Regions from separate parts of the Homo sapiens genome. Here region 2 is linked to region 1. Evidence: chromatin contacts called from ENCODE Hi-C or POLR2A ChIA-PET data. All regions are on one chromosome and are shown on one strand. The core of a region is the stretch at or near the end of the contact, and the rest is flanking DNA. Distances in the headings are between cores, read along the strand shown.

Region 1 (3,430 bases), core at 2-2,501:
TAAGTCACGTATCCTGTAGTACAGGGTTAGGAAACTGTGGCTCTGGGAATTGAAGTTTGTTCACCCCTCTTCATAGTTGTTATAAAGATCAAATGGGAAACTGCATTGTTAAGTGTAAAGAGCCATATGTATGTGTATATACACATATATATTGTATACATATATATGAGATGATATCATTTTGAAAGGGTTAGCATTATGTTTAGTTGTAATTAACAGGAAACCTTACTAATAAGGACTTACACATAGGGAGTAATTTGTCTCACATGATAAGCAGTTTGTGGCTGGCATAGCTACTCACTAGTGCCACTGAAGGGCCCAAGCTGTCTCTGACTCTGTATTTTCCATTGCTAGAGTGTATTAGCTTTCCTGCTCATGCTAGCTGCCCCTGGGGGTGGCACTTACATCAAAAGGAGAATGCTTTCCCAGAAACCTGTGGCTTATGCATCATTGGCTGGAACTGTCATATGGCCATTCCTAGCTGGAAGGAGTCTGGGAAGCCAAGTATTTTAGCTGAGCATATGGCCACGATCAAAACCAAGGTCTATAAGTAAGGAAAAGCTGGATTGAATATTCATTAAGGAGCCAGCACTGTCACATAGTTGCTTACATTAATTTTTTTTCTAGAATCTGTGTTGAGTAAGAGACTTTCCTGTGTGATTGGAACTTGCAGCTTTATTATTAGTCAGTATCTGTTCTGTCTGCCCTCTATTTTGTAGCCTGCCCTCTGAAGGCATGCCATGCCTCAAATACCATTCTACATTGTCTTCTGTGTCTGGATAGATAAAGACCTAGTTTCAACATAAAAGAGTAATTTGCATAAAGATACAATCAGGTGTCTATAAACCTTTATAGCTGTTGAGAATGAGGTAGCTAGAACCCAAAGGAGGTGCCCATAAATGGCTAATAGCCTCATTACAGGATGTATGTCTAGCACATTCCGTTTACTTCATTCCCCACATAAACTAATAAGAAAACAAGCCAGGGATAACAACACCCTGCTTTTTTAAAAAACTTCTTGAAAGTTCATGAGTACTAAAGCACTCATGGTCATAGCAGGCTCAAATGCCCAAGTGCCTGTTTGAATATGGATGGTATTTCTTGCAGAAAATTGTATTGTGAAGACAGTTTGAAGGATGACCACACATTTCCTCCCCTGAAGCAGCTGCATTGGTTAGTTGAACTGTTACACTTTTAACAGCTTGTGTGCAAGGGGATGGCGTGGGAGGAGTAGCTGTAACTTTCAGTCCTCAGGCAGCCTGAGCAGTGCTCTCGGTGCAGGATGCAGGGTGTAGAGAGCTGCCAGAAGGAAAGCCATCAGGTGGAATGCAGGCCCCGCGTTGGCAGTGCCACAGGAATTACACATCATCCTTTAATGTCGTGATTCCATACAGAGATCAAGGAAGCTGTGCTTTTGTGTAATCCTTGTAAAATGCTGCAAAATACCATGCGTTCTTGTGAAGTATCAGTCATGGTAGTTACCAGTGTTGTATCTGAGAGGCAGCATGGGGAGAGCTTATGGGACCTTGAGCACATCATAATTTCCCCATCTGTAAAGCAAGATGCTCTCTGAACCAGTCTGTGAAAGTCAGGTTGTGAAAGAATGTGACTGTGGGAGGGAGGATGTGAGGGAGATGCTGAGTGGGGTTAGATTGCAGTTCTGTCTCGGAGGAGCCTGCTAGAGAGGGTTGGAAAGGAGTCTATGTGGAACAGGCTTGCAATTTGGTGTCAGCAGAGACATCCTCAGCCTAGATTTGGTGGGACTTGGTGCAGGTGAATACAGGGATTGATGTGGCTGTGAATGGGGGTGGGGTGGTGGCTGAGCCAGATTGCAGGAGAACAGGGAGGAATGGGAAAGGAAAAGAGGGAAACCCCCACCCCAGGGAAACCCCCACCCCAATTCAGGGCATCTGTCAGAGGCAAGGTGGCAGGAGAGAGGAAAGTCAGGAAGTATGATGAGTATAAACCCACTCAAGAACTGCAGGGGCCTTTGCTGCCTTCTGCCCAATTGGCCTTTTGTCCCATGCCATGTTAGCAAGTTCTTGTCTTTTATGGATTAATTTGGTCATTTAACCAATATTTATTAAGTCACTCCTCTATGCTAGGTGTTGGATATGCAGCTGTTAGCAAATCAGATAGAGGTTCAGTTCTCACAGAGTTGTGTCCTTGATGGGGGTAGGGGACAGGCAAATGAGCAATTAACCAGACATATGGACTGGCCCATCCTGGGGCCTCTCAGGACCTGGTGGTTGGCTGCCCCTTTTTTCTGGTACTTAGATGTATGCTATGTCCTCACTTGGAAGATATTTCTATTCCTCCTGACTGGGTCCTTCACAATCTGTATTAAAACTCACATTGATAAATAAAAAAATTTTTTTCAGATTAAACCCACCCTGTCTTCCTCCAACTCCCAGTGTTGACACCCAGACTTTCGTTTGCTGTGTGCTTTGATGCATATGGGTACAACCCTTTCCCAGTGTTCTTTTCTCCTTTCTTGGATGCAGCTGCAAGCCTGGGTTGAGTTTTATGAGAATTCTCCCACTGTACACAGTTCTGTGCTCTGCAGAGGTTGCTGGCGGAGCACCTAGGCCTGACTGAGACAGCAGGAGAGGAGAGGGAAGACTCACTGAGGCAGTCCGGTTGTAGGCAGGAGCCGCCCCTGTGCGGGGAGTCCCATTAGGAGGAGACTTTGAGCATCATGTGTTAGAATGCAGTAAGTGGGAAGGGCTCTTGGAGACCAGGGAGGCTGAGACTGCCCGGGTTCACACTGGATTTAGAGGCAGTGCTGGAATCAGAACCTAGGAAATGGGAACAATGCAGTCGGAAACTCCCTCAGAGTTTTCATTTAGGCATTTGAAAATGTTTAAAAAAGACAGAGGTCTAAACACCAAAAACCGTCAGGCACAGACTTTCTTTCCCCACTGAAGCTGTAAGACAAAAGACATGTTCATGAACACTAGTCCAGCCTCTTAAAATCTTCGAGGAAATGTTGCCATGTCCTAGTTTGTGTTTTCCCTTAGTGTCCTCCTTGAGGCGGTTTCCTGCATGCTAATGTTAGGACATGTATTGAGGAGAAGCCAGCAGCTCTGCTTTTCATTAAGTAAATCTCACGTGGTCTCTTAAAAACCAAAAACCAGACAAAAATAACAGTAACAGCAAAAATGTATTAAGCTGGAAAAGAGCTTCTTTTTCAAGTCAGATAATTACTTTTAGAAATTTTCCTCCAACGTGTTCCTCCCTGGTCTCTGGTCCCTTTTCTCCACCCCTCCTTGGGGCCTCTGAGTTCCTCAGGAAGTATTTCCAGTATGGGCTGTGGGTTGCTGCAAGGCCTGGGGTTTTCTTGGTAATAGGCACTTTGCCACATGAGCATTTGACAGTCCAGTCTCGCAGAGGGGCCGTTCATCACCTTGCTACTAGCCCACACAGGAAG
Region 2 (3,511 bases), core at 1,012-3,511, 120 kb before region 1:
CGGCAGTATCGCCCCCAGAACTACCTGCTGTAGTGTGGTCCATTCCCAGACAGCAACATGCAAGAATAAGTTTACAATACACTCAGCCCTTCTGGCTTCAGATCAGGGGCTCAGAGGCTGTGACAACTCATGATGCTGAAAATGTATCCAGTGAAAATGAAGTACTAGCTCTCTGCTTCATTAAAAGCTCTTGGAAAGAATATTAAATCTCAAGACAACAAAATAATTGAACACACAATACATTTGTGTCTTTGTATCCAATATATTACCTTTGTCTTATTAACAAAAATTATATCTCTCATTATATATTTCTTGGATCTGAAGTTTTTATTCACACTCAGTAATTTCTGTAAAGGACAAATCTGTCTCTATTTTCCATATCATTTAGAAATATACCACATTCACTCTTTTTGATGTGAACTTTCCCAGGAAAATTCTCTTGTGCCCATTTAGTTTTAGAAGAGTGTCATTTTGTGCTATTATGTCAATATCCTGTTTTATTTCCATTATGTTTTTCAAAAACCGAAGAAAATAAGGTTTTTCTTAAAAAGTTAGACATTTTCTCTTGTTAATTCTGTATCCTGTTATTTACAGCTGAAGAGAAACTATTTTAACTTAAGTGTAAAATGGTTTAGAATAGCAAATGATACAGTCCACTCAGAGTTTACAAAAAAAACATTTACCAGGTAGACACTTAATAAATAAAACAAGCACTTGGAAAAAGTTCTTTGAAAACAGACCTAGGGACATCCACCTGCATCTTTTGCACAGATTTTGTTAAGAAAAGGCCAGATCTAAAAATGTACTGTCAAGAAACAAGCAAACCAATGCATACATACGTAGGTATTCTAAACAGAGGTTCATGTGGTGTCCATTTAGAGTGACTGATGTAAATGCCAGTTGTAGAAGTGTTAATCTAAATCTTTTACTCGGCGACAGATTTCCTCTGTGAAGTCTGAGCATTTTGCATTGCCTCCCAAATCTTTTGTCAAGCTCTGAGAAAAGGAAAAAGCAAAAATAAAAGATGTATCCGCAAACTAAACTAAACCAAGGAGATTTTAAAGCCCTCAGTGAGATGCCACCTGGGCAAGTTACTCGGCTGCTCTTTCATTTAGTTCCTCATTTCAAAGTGAGGAACCACTCCACCACCATCTACCCAGCCCAGGAGGATCGGGATCCAATCTCATAGTGTATACAACAGCACTCTGCAAAGAATAAGGTGCTCTTGATGCAAAGGGAGGCAGGGAGCTTTACCAAAATTTTCCCTTTGTTCACACAATAGACCCTAACCCAGATTAGTTGGTCATGGATATTTAAATAAAAGCGAATCTAAATAAGAAGTTTCATAAAAATCCTTGGGAAATATGTCTCAGGAATAGACCTGAGACATATTTTGATCTATTTTTGTTTTTATTATTATTTTTTTTTTAGATGGAGTCTCACTCTGTTGCCCAGGCTGGAGTGCAGTGGCACGATCCCAGCTCACCACAACCTCTGCCTCCTGGGTTCAAGCGATTCTCCTGCCTCAGCGTCCTGAATAGCTGGAATTACAAGTGCATGCCACCATACCCAACTAATTTTTGTATCTGATCTATTTTTGGAGGCTGGGACACAAATACGAAAGAAATATTTAAATCATTAACTCTTTTTTTTTTTTTTAAGAGACGGGGTCTCACTATGTGGCCCAGGCTGGTCTTGAACTCAGAGGCTAAGGTGATCCTCCTGCCTCAGCCTATAGCTGCAACTACAGGCATGCACCACCACACCTGCCTAAATCATTAACTCTTAAACCTCCCTCTTTAGGAAAGAAAGCCTCCCATACAACTGATCTGTTCTACCAGCTTATCCTTTCTTTCCTGCATACAGACCCCAATATATTTAATTCTCTTTATCTTTCCATCCTACACAATAAAAGGGCCCACTATGTAATTCAGGCACCTCTCTACTGGGCTGTAGATTATAACTTCCCAAATATAACTTTAAAGAATAAGAAAATCATATGACCTCCAATGTGACTATCAGGCTGTTAAAAACAAGCCTGAATTTCTTGTATTTTGGCCACACGATATAATTTCAAATTACAGAATTTTTTTAAAAGAAGGGACCAACTTTGAAGATATTACGCTAAGTGAAATAAGCCAGACTCAAAGGACAAATACTGTATGATTCCACTTACATGAGGTACCTAGAGTAGTCAAATTCATAGAGACAGGAAGCAGAATGGCAGGTGTCAGAGGATGGGAGGGGGAAGGGAAAGTTACTGTTTAACGGGTGCAGAGTCTCAGTTTGAGAAAATGAAACTGGTCTGGAGATGACTGATGGTGATGGTTACATTACAATGTGAATGTACTTAACATTATTGAACTGTATACCTAAATACGGCTAAAATGGCAAATTTTATGTTATGCATATTTTTCACAATTTTTGTTAAAAAGGACCTCAAATTAGGGATGAGTCTTCAAGTGCATTATTTCCTCTAACTTCGGAATAGCCCGCGACACTTCTTCCACAGGCCACAATTGCTTACCGAGGCGGTGGAGCTTGTTGGGTAAGGCCCAGACTGCGTGTTAATACCAACTTGGGTCATTTAGGAGCTGTAAAACCTTGGACATATTATTTATTCTCTCTGTACCTCAGTTTCCTCATCTATAAAATGGAATTATAGCATCTACTTCAAAGAGTTATAGAAAAACTTTGCTGAGATGATATATAAAGAACTTAAAAGTTGCATAAGTATTCAATTAATATTAGTTATTACTTTTATAAAACTTCTGTATTGCTTTTGTATTATAGATGCACACAGTGTAACATATAAGACTATTGTATTAGAGGTACATCTGCATCTGTATCTGCCACTAGATTCCCAGCTCCTTGAGGCTCAGCATCTTACCCTATTCATCATTTTACTCTTCACACCTTATAAGGTACACTCAACAGACGTTTGTTGTGAAGAGTAAAAAGTTGTCTATAAAAATCAATGAACTTGGCCGGGTGTGGTGGCTCATGCCTGTAATCCCAGCACTTTGGGAGGCTGGGGCGGGAGGATCACTTGAGCTCAGGAGTTCGAGACCAACCTGGCCAGCATGGTGAAACCCCATCTCTACTAAAAATACAAAAATTAGCTGGGTGTGGTGGCACACGCCTGTAATCCCAGCTACTAGGGAGGCTGAGGCAGGAGAACTGCTTGAACCCGGGAGGTGCAGGTTGCAGTGAGCCAAGATTATGACACTGCACCCCAGCCTGGGTGACAGAGCAAGACTCTGTCTCAAAAAAAATCAATGAACTTGGCCAAGGTCACACAGCTAACAATAGGATAATTGGGCGTGCACCTGATGCTGCCTCCCAAACCACTGACCTTTCCACTGTACACTGATGTCTATACATCAGTGCTGCTTAACTTTTTTTGGATGAAATATCTAGATCCTCACCTCAGAAAATGCACACATGTGCACACATACCCTGTTCAATCTGGGACCCACGTTAAGAATCCTTGTTCAACATCAAATGCTTG

Evidence for each region. Hi-C counts contacts between places; a loop is a spot of excess contacts on that map. ChIA-PET counts read pairs that join two places held with the same protein, here RNA polymerase II (POLR2A). Pooled maps may share reads with other maps.
Region 2: a pooled map shows a loop between it and region 1 (5-fold over the local background). The contact joins two enhancer-like sites. A Hi-C loop is called at or near these places in 1 of 168 maps with a recorded cell type or tissue (GM12878), 13 of 37 single-sample maps with no recorded cell type and 10 of 50 pooled maps. POLR2A ChIA-PET finds 5 or more read pairs at or near these places in 2 of 52 experiments (OCI-LY7 and WTC11).

The regions. Positions count from the first base shown.
Region 1 is chr15:78,047,997-78,051,426 of GRCh38, reverse strand. The region is part of intron 2 of TBC1D2B (TBC1 domain family member 2B); the gene reads left to right. Among named protein-coding and RNA genes, the nearest start is that of TBC1D2B, 28 kb to the left of the region's middle. Within about 2 kb of position 1,251, at least 14 of the 41 ENCODE cell types and tissues checked have a DNase peak (open chromatin) inside an H3K27ac peak, as active enhancers do; they include OCI-LY7, where a contact is called at or near this core.
Region 2 is chr15:78,166,406-78,169,916 of GRCh38, reverse strand. It overlaps IDH3A (isocitrate dehydrogenase (NAD(+)) 3 catalytic subunit alpha), which reads right to left. Exons shown (of 11, transcript NM_005530.3): 11 at 1-995. The coding sequence ends at 912. ACSBG1 (acyl-CoA synthetase bubblegum family member 1) reads left to right here. Exons shown (of 14, transcript NM_015162.5): 14 at 1-2,449. Among named protein-coding and RNA genes, the nearest start is that of IDH3A, 19 kb to the right of the region's middle. RefSeq lists an enhancer at 2,086-2,385. Within about 2 kb of position 2,261, at least 3 of the 41 ENCODE cell types and tissues checked have a DNase peak (open chromatin) inside an H3K27ac peak, as active enhancers do; they include OCI-LY7, where a contact is called at or near this core.